Linked DNA regions of Homo sapiens: regions 2, 3 and 4 are each linked to region 1. The links are chromatin loops, found by intact Hi-C in ENCODE. Cell type or tissue: mammary epithelial cell. All regions are shown on one strand. Region 1 overlaps MRC2 (mannose receptor C-type 2). Region 2 holds the start of METTL2A (methyltransferase 2A, tRNA N3-cytidine). Region 3 overlaps TLK2 (tousled like kinase 2). Region 4 overlaps TANC2 (tetratricopeptide repeat, ankyrin repeat and coiled-coil containing 2).

What was found. Peaks named below come from ENCODE experiments on the same cell type or tissue, not always from the same donor. Only the 100,000 strongest peaks of a DNase experiment are listed, where the experiment ranks them.
Region 2: a loop joins it to region 1, with 14 times the contacts of the local background. A loop is called at or near these places in 2 of 110 quality-filtered maps.
Region 3: it touches region 1 in a loop (18-fold over the local background); 4 of 110 quality-filtered maps call a loop at or near these places.
Region 4: a loop joins it to region 1, with 19 times the contacts of the local background. A loop is called at or near these places in 45 of 110 quality-filtered maps.

What each region holds. Positions count from the first base shown.
Region 1 is chr17:62,670,889-62,674,888 of GRCh38, forward strand. It overlaps MRC2 (mannose receptor C-type 2), which reads left to right. Exons shown (of 30, transcript NM_006039.5): 7 at 761-949; 8 at 1,110-1,264; 9 at 3,175-3,282. Among named protein-coding and RNA genes, the nearest start is that of MARCHF10-AS1, 33 kb to the right of the region's middle. RefSeq lists enhancers at 1-89, 409-909, 910-1,410, 1,658-1,727 and a silencer at 1,420-1,714. In mammary epithelial cell, CTCF peaks have their summits at 843 (motif pointing left) and 1,596 (motif pointing right); DNase peaks (open chromatin) are centred at 853 and 1,563; H3K4me3 peaks cover 746 bases; H3K27ac peaks cover 1,423 bases.
Region 2 is chr17:62,422,139-62,426,138 of GRCh38, forward strand. METTL2A (methyltransferase 2A, tRNA N3-cytidine) reads left to right here and starts at 1,759. Exons shown (of 9, transcript NM_181725.4): 1 at 1,759-1,874; 2 at 2,081-2,172. The coding sequence starts at 1,765. RefSeq lists enhancers at 1,492-2,022, 1,774-2,143. In mammary epithelial cell, a CTCF peak has its summit at 1,824; a DNase peak (open chromatin) is centred at 1,743; H3K4me3 peaks cover 1,651 bases; H3K27ac peaks cover 1,313 bases.
Region 3 is chr17:62,551,170-62,555,169 of GRCh38, forward strand. TLK2 (tousled like kinase 2) reads left to right here. Exons shown (of 22, transcript NM_006852.6): 8 at 1,133-1,228; 9 at 2,494-2,586. Among named protein-coding and RNA genes, the nearest start is that of TLK2, 74 kb to the left of the region's middle. In mammary epithelial cell, a CTCF peak has its summit at 2,154 (motif pointing right); a DNase peak (open chromatin) is centred at 2,382; H3K4me3 peaks cover 448 bases; H3K27ac peaks cover 230 bases.
Region 4 is chr17:63,404,767-63,408,766 of GRCh38, forward strand. TANC2 (tetratricopeptide repeat, ankyrin repeat and coiled-coil containing 2) reads left to right here. Exons shown (of 28, transcript NM_001394998.1): 20 at 356-489; 21 at 1,388-1,511. The region is part of intron 2 of LOC105371856 (a long non-coding RNA gene); the gene reads right to left. Among named protein-coding and RNA genes, the nearest start is that of CYB561, 40 kb to the right of the region's middle. In mammary epithelial cell, CTCF peaks have their summits at 1,078 (motif pointing right) and 2,158 (motif pointing left); DNase peaks (open chromatin) are centred at 1,175 and 2,145; H3K27ac peaks cover 904 bases.

The sequences.
Region 1 (4,000 bases):
TCCCAGACCTGCACAGAGTGGGTGCTCAATAAATGTTATTTGAGAGAATAACAGTGATTCCATTTACTAGGCAGGGGGCCATAAGCCAAGCTTGAATCTCATAGCAGGAAACCCCATTTACAGAGGGAGAAACTGAGGTTCATGGGGCTGGTTTGTCCTTTCTACCCATCGTTTATTGACTGATTGATTGATGCATTGATTGAGATAAGGTCTTGCTGTGTCGCCCAGGCTGGAGTTTAGTGGTGCAATCATGGCTCACTGCAGCCTTGACCTCCCCGGGTCAAGTGATCCTCCCACCTCAGCCTCCTGAGTAGCGGGACCACAGGCGCACATCACCATGCCTGGCTAATTTTTTATTTTTTATAGAGATGGGGTCTCCCCTTTGTTGCCCAGTCTGTTCTTGAACTACTGGGCTCAAGCAATCCTCCAGCCTTAGCCTTCCAAAGTGCTGGGATTACAGGCCTGAGCCACCATGCCTGGCCCACCCATCGTATTCTGAGAGCCACAGCCAGAGGAAGTGTTCTGTCCTGGGTGGAATCTGCCACCACGACTTGGGTCTCTGTCCCGGGGCTCCAGCAGCCCTGTAAAGTTTTGTGTTTTTTTAGCATTTCCAAGACCTGTGGTGGGGACCGGGATTGATCTGGGAGAGTTTGGAGAGGAGGTGACTGGGAGGCCTCGCCTGTGTTGACGTCAACCCAGTGGGTTGGTTCCCAGACTGGGCGGCTCAGTCCCTGAGCAGCAGCCTCATGGGTCTCTGCAGACAGGTGGGCCAATGTGAAGGTGGAGTGCGAGCCGAGCTGGCAGCCCTTCCAGGGCCACTGCTACCGCCTGCAGGCCGAGAAGCGCAGCTGGCAGGAGTCCAAGAAGGCATGTCTACGGGGCGGTGGCGACCTGGTCAGCATCCACAGCATGGCGGAGCTGGAATTCATCACCAAGCAGATCAAGCAAGGTGAGGAGCTGCCCGCCCACGTGTCTGGGTGGAGGGCAGGGCCTCCCACTGCCCCACCCATCCTGTCCAGGAGCCTCAGAGAATGTTCCTTCCTCCCTACTGGTGGCTGAGGCTGACCTCTCAATGTTTTCTCTCCCCTCCTCTCCTGCTGCACCCCCAGAGGTGGAGGAGCTGTGGATCGGCCTCAACGATTTGAAACTGCAGATGAATTTTGAGTGGTCTGACGGGAGCCTTGTGAGCTTCACCCACTGGCACCCCTTTGAGCCCAACAACTTCCGGGACAGTCTGGAGGACTGTGTCACCATCTGGGGCCCGGTGAGATCTCCCTCTCCCTATCACAGGGCCACAAAATACACCCCCAACCTCCAGGTGCCACCCCAGCTGAAGGACATCCTAGTTACTATCAGAACCTGCCTGGAACCTCTTACCTCTCAGCAGTCCCCCTCCTCCCCACCAATGCCTTCCCTTCCATGTGAGAGACTGCCGGGGCTTGAATCCTACCTCCACCTCCACCTCCAAGTAGCCAAGTCACCTTGGGCAAGTTACTAGAGGGTCACTGGGGAGATCAGAGGAGTTAATTCTCGTGAAACCTTAGGCACAGTGCCTGGCGCATTCTTGGTCTCCTCCCAGCTGCCCTTCCCTGCCAGAAGGTGGCATCAGAACCCACATTATGTGCAGATACTTTGCAAGCAGGGCTGCACTCTGCCAGCCCTCGCCCCCAGTGCTCTACCCAGTCCAGGGTCCTGTCATCTCAAGAGATTGTTGGGTTTTATGACAATTTGCCATGGTTTGGGCTTAGATGTGGTGTAAGTGAAGGAATTGATGGAGGGCTTCAAGCAGAGATGAAAGACCCTTAAAAAAGGGACAAAGCCAGCTGAGTGTGGTGGCTCATGCCTATAATCCCAGCACATTGGGAGGCTGAGGCAGGCGGATCACTTGAGGTGAGGAGTTCGAGACCAGCCTGGCCAACATGGTGAAACCCCATCTCTACTAAAAATACAAAAATTAGCCAGGCGTGGTGGCAGATGCCTGTAATCCCAGCTACTCCAGAGGCTGAGGCAAGAGAATCGCTTGAACCTGGAAGGCAGAGGCTGCAGTGAGCTGAGATTGCACCACTGCACTCCAGCCTGGGTGACAGAGCAAGACCCTGTCTCAAAAAAAAAAAAATAAAATAAAAAGGAGAAAGCCGTAGGGACACAGACCACCCTTCCTAGGGACAGACAGGATGTTCTGCTGTCACATACTGCAAACAGTGCTGTGGACTGTAGTGGCAGTCATTTGCCTTAGGGGATGCTATTTAAGAATTTTAAAACAATTATGTATTGAGTATCTACCATGTGCCAGTCATTTTTCTGGGTGCTAGGATACACAAACACGCCTGCCCTCAGAATGGAGCTTAGAGACAGACATACTGCTGGCTGGGGGCCTGTGGATACTGGGGAGGGCGAAGACAGAAGCAGGGGCCGAGGACTAAATTCCTCCTCAGCTTCATCAGCTGAGATTCTGGTCTGGGCACACTGGCCTCTGCACACTCTGGCCCTGCAGGCACTAGCTAGACGCCTTGGGAATCCAAGCTGTCTATCCTGCCATCAGTTACTCTAACAATCTTAGCCAGTTTGTTTTTGATATTTATAAAACGAGTTATCAATAATGTAAAAGGACGCCTTTCCTTTTTTTTTTTTTTTTTTTGAGATGGAGTTTCACCCTGTCGCCCAGGCTGGAGTGCAATGGCACGATCTTGGCTCACTGGAACCTCTGCCTCCCAGGTTCAAGCGATTCTTCTGCCTGAGCCTCCCAAATAGCTGGGATTACAGGCATGCACCACCACAACCGGCTAACTTTTTGTATTTTCAGTAGAGATGGGGTTTCACCATGTTGGCCAGGCTGGTCTTGAACTCTTGACCTCAAGTGATCCGCCCACCTCGGCCTCCCAAAATGCTGGGATTACAGGCATGAGCCACCGCGCCGGGCCAGGATGCCTTTCCCATTTAGACAATGCTTGTTAAGTTTCAAGGCGTTTGCACATGAACTGCTTGTGCTCTCATCCACCCTGTGAGGCTTATGGGTTCATCCCGCCTTCCCCATTGCACAGCTGGGACACAGACATGTCAGAATCACACAGTAAGTCAGAGACAGGGCCAGCTCTAGGAACCAGATTCCAAGAAGGATTTGGGAGATTTATGGGGAGGTGGGGGTTGAGATTCTTCCTCACCCTGTGTCCGTAGGAAGGCCGCTGGAACGACAGTCCCTGTAACCAGTCCTTGCCATCCATCTGCAAGAAGGCAGGCCAGCTGAGCCAGGGGGCCGCCGAGGAGGACCATGGCTGCCGGAAGGTGAGGGTGTTTCTGGAGCTGCCCTGAGTGGGGCCACCTGTCAGAGGGGCTACCAGGGGAGGGAGAGGTGGATGAACTCCTGCTGCCTCGCATGGCATCGCCCTCTCGTCGGCACCCCCTTCCCTGAGCTCTCCAAACTGCTCCTTTATTGAAGGAGTGATACTGGATGGGATGGGACGGGTGGGCGCTGTTGGGAGGAAGCAGAGCTCCCCACCCCCAGCCCAGTCCTGAGTCCCTCCCCATGGGGGAAGCCACTTCCTCGAGACAGCAGAGAACAGGGAGGTGGGGGCTGGTCTACCCCCGAGTGCCCCCTCAGAGTCCAGCCTAGTCATGTCAAGCAGTGGCTGCCGAAGTGAAGTGTGGCCCCTGTGCACCGCCAGTCCTGACTTCCCCCTCCTCTGCCGTCTGACACAGGGCGTGTGCTGGTCTGTCTCCCCTGGAGGAGTGAGGCCACTCAGGGTGGGGCTGCACCTTCCCCCTCCTTGTGTTCCCAGCCCCAGTGGGCTTCTAGAGGATGTTTAGGGAGGTTGAGGGGGGGGGTGTCAAGGAATGAAAGCTGTGTAAGTGAGTGGGGGGTGAGTGACTGAGGGTGTGAGGGGGTGACAGACCCTCTCCTCCTCCAGGGAGTGGAGCAGGGGTGCAAATGCTGTGATGGGTGCGGGGAGCTTGCTTCTAAAAGACACTGCTTGGCCCTTGGCCCCCCCCAGCAGCCCCTTGC
Region 2 (4,000 bases), 250 kb before region 1:
CTCCACTGGAACTAATATAGTAAATTAGAGTGAAGACAATGAGCTGTCTGCAAGAAAATATGCAGTGGGACTGTTGATTGGGAACACTAACAGCTTTTAGTGAGGGGAGAATAAAAGCCCATAGATGAGAAAACAAGATGCCAGAAATAAATGTAAATCAACCACCATATCTGCAAACAGCTGGCCTTGAGAAAAGATAAAAATTCCTTGTACTTGTTTCTGGGTATGGAGCTTGTGTTCAAAATGTTTCCGAAGACCACAAGAATGGCAAAAGCATATTGTCTTCAAATGAAGTACAACTTATTTACTATTTTTTTTATTAACTTGTGTATTTTTCTTCCTGATTAGAGAGGCTTAGAGCTTGTTCCCATTTCTTTGGAGGAAAAAGTATAGAATCATTCATTGCTCCCCGTAGTTTTACCTACAGAAAGAATTTACAATGGAATAAACAATTACTGGCTGGGCGCGGTGGCTCACGCCTGTAATCCCAACACTTTGGGAGACCGAGGCGGGCAGATCATTTGAGGTCAGGAGTTTGGGACCAGCCCAGGCAACATGGTGAAACCCCATCTCTACTAAAAATACAAAAATTAGCTGAGTGTGGTAGCGCGCACCTGTAATCCCGGCTACTCAGGAGGCTGAGGCAGGAGAACCACCTGAGCCCAGAACATGGAGGTTATAACGAGCTGAGATCCGGCTACTGCACTCTAGCCTGGGAAACAGAGCAAGACTCCGTCTCAAAAAAAAAAAAAAGTACTAATTACCCATGTGCTATGTCTAGCACTGCACTAACCCTTTCCTTTTTTAAAAAAATTCATCTTTCCCTTTATTCTGACATTATGACATTAAATAAAGTCCAAGAGGTATTGGGCTGGTCCTTGTTTGGTCTCTGCCCTTTCCTTCTTTTCCAAGTGGTATTCATCATGCTTCTCTTGGAAGTCTTCTCAAATAACCTTATGTCTATAACATACTTTCTTCTAGATTCTTTTGAGAGTCTATTTGTGTTAGATCTAGAAATAGAAATGTAAGGCTGAAATGTATTACTATGACAAACTGTTTGTATGTGTGTATTACAATCTTAATTGTGCTAATAAGGATAATTATAATAAATATGCATGATTCAAAAAGGTTAGATGGTTATAATTTAAAAAAAAATTGTCCTTGGATATTCCATTTGATTTGCTAAGCCTCGTGTTCTCTAATTTCATATCTCCATCTCCCCCTACCCCAACCAAAATATATATACACACTGTGTATACATATACACCCACACTATTAAGAGCTGAATATAGAAGCTGGAAATTGCCCTGTTTCTTCCCGCTGCTTGCTACCTTCTTCAGTTCTGGACATCGGCTCCGCAGTGGAACTAGGTAGCCTCAACTCTTATAATGATTCAAGATTTTTCCTGTTTTATAACTTGAGGGAAGCTGGGGAACCTGTTAAGAGGATCCCAGCATTGAACTGGGTCTCAAGTGGAATGTCTCCCACTTTCTGCCTAACCTGCACGTCCATCAGCACCTCATCAATGAGAAACGACTCCTCCGGGGAGAATTTCCCCCTGCCTGGTCCCCTCTCCTAGAGAGCCCTTCGCCAACCCTGGGACAGCCCCAAACGACAGCTCCCGAGCGCCACCCGGACCAGACTCCAGTGCCGCCCTGTCCCGCCACCCTTTTTCCCGCCCAGACTCCGCGTCTTCTGAAAGAGGGCGTGGTCCGCAGGAAGTTCTCACGTTACGGAAAGTAAAGTGTTTCCGGCTCCGGTGTCATGGCCGGCTCCTACCCTGAAGGTGCACCTGCAGTCCTCGCCGATAAGAGGCAGCAGTTCGGAAGCCGGTTCCTGAGAGATCCGGCGCGCGTCTTCCACCACAATGCCTGGTAATCACTCTGCCCCTTCGCCCGGCCTGTCGCTGACCCTCTGTCCCGCCGCCTCGGAGCACTCCGAAAAGCCCCTGACCGCCGGCCACGAGTCAAGCTGCCCTACCCGAGGCACTCTCCAAGGGGAGAGAAACTCCTAGGCCAGCGACTCACCCTGCCCGCAGCCAGGACGTGAGGCCCCTAAGCTGCCCGTTTGATTTTCTCAGGGACAATGTGGAGTGGTCGGAAGAGCAAGCCGCGGCGGCGGAGAGAAAAGTCCAGGAGAACAGTATCCAGCGGGTGTGCCAGGAGAAACAAGGTGCGCTTAAATGGGCTCTCATTGGTATCAACAGCCAGCGTACTGCCGAACGCGCCCTCCCGGAGAGGCCAGGGAACCGCGGCCGCCCAGATCCTTTATTCCTGGCCTGATGCAGATCTCAGGAGTAGAGCGGGACAGGGAGGGGATGAGCAAGGAGAGAAAAGGGCTGCATTGTAACAAAATCTTAAGTCGTAGAGGGTTTTTTTATATATAGTTTTACTTTGGAGGAGGGTAATGTTGTCTTTAATTATGTTTAGTAGATCCACGTTGATATGGCTAGCCAATGACAACTGTGTGGTCACGCGATCATCTTAGAACCTGTACTTTTTACTTGATTTGCATTTTCCATGAGGAGATGTTTTCCATTGAAGCTTCATTGAAGTGATTAGATTCTAAATATTGTTGGGAGGGGGGCTAGTGACTGGTGACTGTGTGTCTATTACTTGTGTGATGGTTATGAGAATTTAGGGCTTTAGTCAAGGAAAGGTGGATGCAGCAGAGTGGAGATAAGTCTGGCCAAAGAAAAGGAGGCCCCTGCTTGAGAGGTGGATGATTTCACTGCAAAATATCCCTAGATAGTAAAACTAGGACTGATTGTTCCAGACAATTGAAGATAGGACTACAAATTTAGTACCCGCTGAAAGAGTTCTGTACAACAAAAAGATTCCAGTTACAAAACATTCACCCTGCATATTTTGACAGCAACTAGATCAAAGCAAGTTAATAGTTGAAAGGGATTTTGAAAATCATGTGGTTCAATATTCTCTTTTTATAGTTAAAGACACTTGGACCACAGGACATTAAGTGCTTTTCCCAGAGGTAAGCAGTCAGTAGTAGCAGTAGTGGAACTAAAATCCTGTTTCTTAGGGAGTCTTGGTTGATTCAGCAGGTGAGTTGTGAGTTGTTAACACACTTCTTAGTGGATTCCAACTTCCATTGTCACTGTCCTGCTCAATTTGTTAGGTTTTTATTCTTTCTACTACACTAGTCAAGGCCCCCTGAATTGGCAAGAGCAGTAAACTGAAATCTGGGACTGTCATGATCACCTTAAAAACAGCCTTCATTTAAACTGTCCATACTTTTTTTTTTTTTTTGGAGATGGAGTCTCGCTCTGTCACCAGGCTGGAGTGCAGTGGCACGATCTCAGCTCGCTGCAATCTCCTCCTCCCTGGTTCAAGCGATTCCCCTGCCTCAGCCTCCCTAGTAGCTGGGACTACAGGTGTGCACCACCACGCCTGGCTAATTTTTTGTATTTTAGTACAGACGGGGTTTCACCGTGCTGGCCAGGATGGTCTCGATCTCCTGACCTCGTGATCCGCCCACCTCAGCCTCCCAAAGTGCTGGGATTACAGGCATGAGCCACTGCACCTGGCTACTTCTAGGATTTTTTAATAGTTAAAAGTCATCTGGCTGGGCGCGATGACTCATGCCTGTAATCCCAGCACTTTGGGAGGCCGAGGCGGGTGGATCACGAGGTCAGGAGATCGAGACCATCCTGGCTAACACGGTGAAACCCCGTCTGTACTAAAAAATACAAAAAATTAGCCGGGCGTGGTGGCAGGCGCCTGTAGTCCCAGCTACTCAGTAGGATGAGGCAGGAGAATGGCATGAACCCGGGAGGTGGAGCTTGCAGTGAGCCAAGATTGCGCCCCTGCACTCCAGCCTGGGTGACAGAGCGAGACTCTGTCTCAAAAAAAAAAAAAAAGGCATCCAAAGATGTAGGAGGACACTTGATAGATAGTAAGTTCTCTGGTTGATTGTTCAAACAGAATTTAGACTCTCCTATAATGACGGATAGGGGCATTAGGGTATAATGCCAGATGGCAGG
Region 3 (4,000 bases), 120 kb before region 1:
GTTACAGTAACTTGTTCAATAGTTGGTGGTTATACCATTGTTAATATGTTAATGAGTAAGAACAGTAATCAAAAGAATATGTAGAAAGTATCAGAAGAAATTCACATGTGGAAATGCTGTATTCTCTGATGAGATAGTAGTACTGTATTTTTACCATTCCATGATTCTCAGAATATTGAATATTTTCTACTTATGTCTGTGATGGGTCATACTTTGTTAGCTGCAGTTTTACCTTGTTTTAAAAAGTACTGTTAGGCTAGGTGTGGTGGCTCACGCCTGTAATCCCAGCACTTTGGGAGGCTGAGGCGGGCGGATCATGAGGTCAGGAGATCAAGACCATCCTGGCTAACACAGTGAAACCCTGTCTCCACTAAACATACAAAAAATTAGCCAGGCATGGTGGCGGGTGCCTGTAGTCCCAGCTACTCGGGAGGCTGAGGCAGGAGAATGGCATGAACCCGGGAGGCAGAGCTTGCAGTGAGCCCAGATCGTGCTACTGTACTCCAGCCTGGGTGACAGAGCAAGACTACATCTCAAAAGAAAAAAAAAAAAAAGTATTATTGAGAATATAATATAATTAACCTGAATAGGTTAATTATATTGTGGAACCTAAACCGTATAAATTTAAAATGCCTTAGAATGCCCAGTCAGCAAGTGACAGTATTAGAAATCAACCTGGATTTTAGACCGCTGTGTGTTCATGGATAATGTTTGTGTGTTTAGGAGACTATTCTGAATAGTGGTTCACAGTCCTTTACATGCATCCCCTGTGCATTGGATGCTTCACTAGCCTTTTCTGACTAAAGCATATGAAAATACAAGTGAAAAAGGCAAGTTATTACAGGAATAACTTTTCATTTTCTCTAATTTTCATATTTTAAAAATTCATTTGTAAGCATTTGATACTTTAAACCTGTTTACAGGAACTTGGTATAAACCACCATGTCCAGCCCTTTGTCTCATATTTGAATTGTTTTACTTTCTTCTTGGCCACGTGGCCCTGACTTCTCACTTTCATAAGAAGGGGTTTGTATTGTGGAGATACAAATTATGGAGTTGTTTGCATTAATACAAGTGTTTGTGGAAAAAGATGCCAAACTTTCCTGTGATTGGTAATGCACCTTTATTGTAGGCTCAGCAAAACAGTCCCTCATCTACGGGATCTGGCAACACAGAGCATTCCTGCAGCTCCCAAAAACAGATCTCCATCCAGCACAGACAGACCCAGGTAGGTTGGTGATCGATAATCAATTGAGGGGCATACCTGCTGTGTAGGAATAAGGGCTAACCTGTGTAGTCTGTCATTCTTCTCTGACTTCTCTGTATTTCTCTGACCACCTCATTATTTGTGTGTATTATATTCATAACTTGCATTATGGGTATTTAAAGTCCTTTGGAAGGTGCTTTAACTTTTTGAGGCTTTTCTTTACTCTTCCGGTGTATTGTAGCAGAAATGCTTATGCTAAAGCATGGTGTTAAGGAAACTGCACACCTTTTTTTTTTTTTTTTCCCTACAGTATTCCACAGAAGAAAAGTACCTACGCTTTGAAGGCCTCTAAGTTCAGATTCTGGCCTGGGCCTCAGTTTTTCTTAGTACAAATCATCTGTGAAAATATGGTTGATTCTCATGATCTCAGACAGTGTATACAAAATGTTTATTAGTAGTGTACTTGTAGTAGGCTTTCAATAAATGTTAATTCTCTAATTTATGAAAGTAGTTAATGTATTCCTTTTCCTGCTTACTTATTTATACCTGGCTAAACTTCTCTCAGATGTGAGATACCAACATGGTTTACTCCTTAAATTGTGTTCAGAAACTCTTTAATTTAGGTAGTGTTCTGAACATTTGAGGATTGTATCTGCAAAGGATGGTGGCTATAGCTTCCATTTTGTAGTTTTGAGTATACTGGGTTTTCTTGAAGGCTCTTTTGATACTATATATATTACCTTCAAGACAGGATCGTTGGCAATCTAGGAGAATTTCTTAAATCTCAAGAGGTATACAACTCCCTGGAGCACATTTGAATTTTATCTAAATCACCAGCTCTTGTACAGTTCAGTTAGATAGTTGAGCACTCAGGTAGCTTCTTCTCTTCCCTTCTGATTGCTCTCTGTTTCCACCAGATGGCGCATTTGTTCCTTAGAGAGTTGTGTGTCAAGTCTCCTGTGAGATCCTTTTCTATTCAAAGTTAGTTTCATTTCTGGAGTAACGTGTTTCTACATTGTTCAGTGCACAGTAGTGAGAATTCATACATTTGATTCCAGAATTAACATGTGTTTGAAGTGTAGGTGTAGTGGGACATAAGGAACCCAGCAGAGGACTTGAAGAATGAGATGAGACAAGCAGATTTCATTTCTTAAGCCATGTGATTCTAGGCCATTTGTGTGAGCAAGTGCTTTTTCCCACCCCCCCGAGAAAGGTAATGAGAAGAGTGTGATGACATATAACATGTTGAGACTAATCCTAAATTTGTTTTACCTTTGTCTCTGTAGTCCGACCTCACAATAGAAAAAATATCTGCACTAGAAAACAGTAAGAATTCTGACTTAGAGAAGAAGGAGGGAAGAATAGATGATTTATTAAGAGTAAGTATTAAAATGTAAGAGATTTTATAGCAAGCACCATTTGTTATATATATTTGGATTATGTACATATCATAGAAGTAATTACTATAGCCAAATAACAATGAAATAATAAACATTTGGGTATTTTTCTTTAATTGAGGGAATCTGAGTAGGAACCAGGTTCCTGCATTCTAAACACTACCTTTAAATTGGAAATCTTATACTGTAGTGTTTTAATGATTGAATTTATATTGGAGAAATAGATATGTGGAGTGTTATATTTCATCTAGAACTGTGGGAATAAGTATAAAGTGTTGTTTTCCCATTCCAGAGAAGTTATTTTAATATTGTTGAATTTTATAAGCTATTTCAAAGGACTTATTAGCCCATTTTGCTTTTTGTACCTTTTATAACCTACTCACCCAAACTTTTTTGTGCTTACAAAAGAAACCTTTAAAATGCTTCATCTGGAATTAAATAGATACCACTAGAAAATATCAATATATTTTGAATATGCAATTTGGCATGACTGACTCATAGTTTTTAAAGAGTAAAAAGGGCCGGACATGGTGGTTCACACCTGTAATCCCAGCACTTTGGGAGGCCAAGGCAGGTGGATCACTTGAGGTCAGGAGTTTGGGACCACCCTGGCCAACATGGTAAAAAGAAACCCTGTCTCTACTAAAAAAATATAAAACGTTATCCTGGTGTGGTGGCAAGCGGCTGTAGTCTAGCTACTTGGGAGGCTGAGACAGGAGAATTGATTGAGCCTGGGAGGCGGAGGTTGCAGTGAGCTGAGATTGCGCCACTGCATTCCAGCCTGGGCGACAGAGTGATACTTTGTCTCAAGAAAAAAATAAGAAAGTAAAAAGGACCGGGCATGGTGGCCCATACCTGCCACTTTGGGAGGCTGAGGCAGGAGGATTGCTTGAGATCAGGGGTTTGAGACCAGCATGCATGACACAGCAAGACCCCATTTCTATAAAAGAATACAAAATTTGCCAGGCATGGTGGTGTGTCTGTGGTCCCAGCTACTGGGAGCGTGAGGTGGGAAGATGCTTGAGCCCAGGACCTCTAGGCTACAGTGAGCCAAGTTCACGCTGCTGTGCTCCAGCATGGACAACAGAGCAAGACCCTGCCTCAAAAAAAAAAAAAAATTATACATGCTCTTTACAAAATACAGAAAAATGTGTCACTCATAATTCCATTAATTGGGATTAAACATTTGGTACATTTTTTTTTTCAGTAATTTTGAGCTGTTTGAAGTAGATATGTGTGTGTATATATACACACACACACACACAAATGAATATATACATAAATGTTACTGATTTATGAATAACATTGGCTAGCATTTTTCTCTTTAGTGATTTAGAAGGTATAGGTTTAATCCTTATTTGTGCTAATGTGGTAGTTAATCTGACTCTTCAGGGTC
Region 4 (4,000 bases), 730 kb after region 1:
TCCACCCACACGTAGACTAACAGAGTTTGTAGCTAGGAAGAGGTACCAAAGGAGAGGTAGACCAAAGCAGAGAAGACAGTCTGGTTAGGAAAAATGAAACCAAGTGAGTTTGATTAAAGGTGAATTTTCAATAGATTTATTATTATTGTCTCCAAATATTGTGAGGCAATTTAAATGTGTCTTTATTCATTATTTTTCTTTAGAACTTTTCTTTATGGAAAAGGTGGCAAAAATCATTATTCTTAGAAGTAAAGTAGCAATTACATTAATGAAACACAAGGATATGTCACGTTTAACATGGAGCGCTGGAGAGGACCAGAACCACCTATCCTCAATCTTTGTTCTCTGCCCTTAGCCCTAACAGCTGCAGCCGGAAGGGGCAAACTGGAGGTGTGCCGTTTGCTCTTGGAACAAGGGGCGGCAGTGGCCCAGCCAAACCGCCGAGGAGCAGTGCCACTATTCAGCACAGTGCGCCAGGGCCACTGGCAGGTAAGCAGGGCGACCACTTCCAGTCCCTCAGGCAGGACTGAGTTCTAGGTGAGGACTTCTGATGCACAGAGCAAAATGATCACAAGTAAAGTTTGGGTTACCCAGCAGTGATCAGGTTTGAGGACTTGGACCTTTGTTATGAGTATTCTGGTTAATTGAGAATACGACAGTTAACATTCAAAACCATCACTTGATACAGATTGTATAGAAGGACTAACTACTTATGTCCTGGTGATAGAGTGACCTCCTTCTCACATTTCACAGCATCCAAAGACTCCTTGGAAGGTTCATTTCTCAGCGGACTTCTGCTAATCACTTACTTGCAGATGTCTGAGACTTACTAAAAGAAAATACAGTGAATGCAAATTCTAACAACACAATCCTTTTAGATGTTTGGATTCTGGATAAATGTTAATTTATACACTTAGGATGGAAAGGAAAGCACACTGATAATAATCTTCAGAAGTATTTCAATAGAAAAAAGGCTGTAGAAGCCAAACAGCCCTAAAGAGTTACCAGAGTCACTTGATTATGTTCAGTTCAGTTGCAAGTATTAACTACAGGCAGATTTGCAACCACTAGAGGGCAATAAAGGAGTGATTTATGTTGGAACTTCCGCTATGGGATTGTTTAATCCTACATCTTGGCCTTTGTTAAGTTCTTTTTTACTTAGTAGCTGAGTCAGACATTGAGAGTTGAATCCTTCTCATTTGACTGTCCCTGAGAGAGATTAAATCACATGGTACTAGGACTATACAGGTACTTATGGGGGAAGTGGAAAGATACATGGGTGACTCGTACAGCAGTAGGAATTCCTACAGAGTAAGAGATAGTGTGCACGTGTCTTCTCAGCAGCTCTTCTTTGGGCTAATTGGTCCCTGTTTCTCTGCACTTGCAGATTGTTGATCTTTTACTCACCCATGGAGCTGATGTCAACATGGCAGACAAGCAGGGCCGCACTCCCCTGATGATGGCTGCTTCCGAAGGCCATCTAGGAACCGTGGACTTTCTGCTTGCACAAGGTTAGTCTTGGAATGCTAGAGCTGGCTGGCCAGTTTCCATAATTACCTGGTGAACTCATGATTTCCAGCAATGGATCCCAGGAGATGCTAAGAACAGATATTAATCCAGTTGGTTGGAAAATGAAAGGCTATCTCCTCCCCTCTTGTATTCAGTGTAATGTTTTTAACTCTGATACTCTCTATTTCCTTATGACTTGAGGGATTTAAATGAAATTAACATATTCTAAATTCTCATTCAGATCAGTAGTCTCCAAACTTTGATTTTTTAAAAATATATACTCAATAAATGTTCATCTTCCGGGGATTGTGTTCTGACTTTATCAATTCTTTTGTAAGCCTGCACAACTAATATTTTTCTTGAATTCAAAGGAGGCAAATGCCAGTGAAGATCCCTGCTGACTCTGGGATGCTATTTGGGGGATCAAGATTATTACCCTGTAGTAATAAATTCCTTTTGACACTTACCAACATCCACAAATTCCTGGTGAATGGGAAATAAGTTAAAGGAGATGATGATCACACCACCATCATAAAGTACGTCAGGCTCCTGTTGGTTGCTGTGACCTCTATCACCTGTGCATAACAGTGGCTGCTGATGATGGACCTCTGTAGTAGAAAAAGCTCATCACTGGTGACTCTGCAGTGCCATCTAGTGGAGCTTGAGCATTTACTTGAAGCAAGAGACAGAGGCAGTCATTCCAGTTAGCCTCCACTATTAGTAAACTGGACGCAAATGTCGGTAATTACATCCACAAGCACATGTACTTTCCTTCAAGAAAACCAACCTCCTGAAGAATTATGCCTAGGCCAGAGCAGCTGAGGGTAGTTTAATTAGGAAGAAATTAGGTTTCTTCTAAGATTTCAAACTACAGCTCAGTCAGAGACTTACTGGATCTTTAGCTGTATCCCTTAAGTAAGATTTTTTTCCACAGACTCAGACTCAAGGCTGGGTCAGAATCAGAGAGTTGCTCTTACAGGGTGCGAAGTGGCTCTTGCCTTCCCCATATAAGCTACCAAAGAAATTTGGCTTCATGCTCTCTCCCTTCATTCTGCTGGGGAAGCAAGGAGGAGGAAGGTTGGGCCTAGATTCTCAAGATAAGATGTGTCCAGAGTAATATTCCAGAACAAACCAAGTCCACTGAAAGAGGCAGGAACTCTTGAGCCACTGATAACCTTTAGATAGCTGCAAAGTACCTGTCATGTGCCAGTAGAGGCTCCGTAGCCATAGATTCCAGGTATTTGTTCTCCCTTACCAGTGAAGACATTTTCATCTTTGGACTGTTTCATTTTTTTCCACACTTAGAGGCTTAATGAATTCAACAAAGATTTATTTAGGCTATGTTATTAGCAGAACACTATACTAGGAACTATGAGTGGTTCTGATTTTTTTAATTAATACACTATAACCTGTGCCCTCAAAGGGTCTATAATGTGGCAGGGAAGAGATGAAACAAAGATAAATGCCTTAAAAAGCGGAGAATCCTGAGTGCTCTGATACAGGCGTCCGTTGAGTTAGACTAGGACAGACTTTGAAATTCGAAGAGGAAAAATGTTTTGTATTTAGGGAGAGGAAGTAACATAGATGAAAGGCCAAAGAGGAATGACAGGTTTGGAGAAATATGCAAGCTGTCTAGTAAAATGTAAGGGGACTACGGAAAATAAAATTGGAAAGGTATGTGGAAATGGAAAAGGACCAAGTTAGAAGAATCTGGACTTAATTCTAAAGGAATCTGGGGAGGCTTTAAAAATTTTAAATAAGGAATTGATGGCAGAGTTATGCTTTAAAAACAATCACTCTGGCAGTATGTGAACAGCAGATTTGACAAAGGAGCCAGGAGATCAGTTAGGAAGCCATCGTAATGGAACATATGAGGCATAATGAGGTCCTAACCCAAGGGCAGTAGCTTTCAGCATAGAACAAAAAAGGGCTATGTGCAAGAGGTATTTTGGATATGAAGCCTGATTAGATGTAGGAAATAAGGATAGAACAGTTAAAGATAACTCCAGAGTTGTAAGACGGACATTTGGGAGAATTGTGATTTCATTAACTGCATGAGAAAGAAAAGAGAGAAGAGGAAGATTACAAATTGGATTTTGGAAGTATTTAACATATTATGGATTTGTTTCATGTGTATCTCCTTTTAATTTCTTCTCTTTCCTTATCTTTGGAAAAATCAGTTCATCTGTAATGTACATCCAAAACTTTCTTATCCTACTCTTTCCTCCACTGGATACTTTGTCCAGGAAATTTATAGATGTTGCATCTGAGAAAACGCCTTGGATTCTGTTCCGTATTTAAACTTATTCCATATTAGAGTCAGTGTTTTAATTGCAAACTATACCATTACATAAATGGCTCTCATCAGGATTAAGGGATGGTCCCTTCCAGCTTTTCATCCTCCTGTGGGAAACCATAGACTCTAATGACCTCCAGAGATGCAAAGGTGATAGGCTAGATAACTGCTGAGTAAACCCTGAGCCTGCTGTGG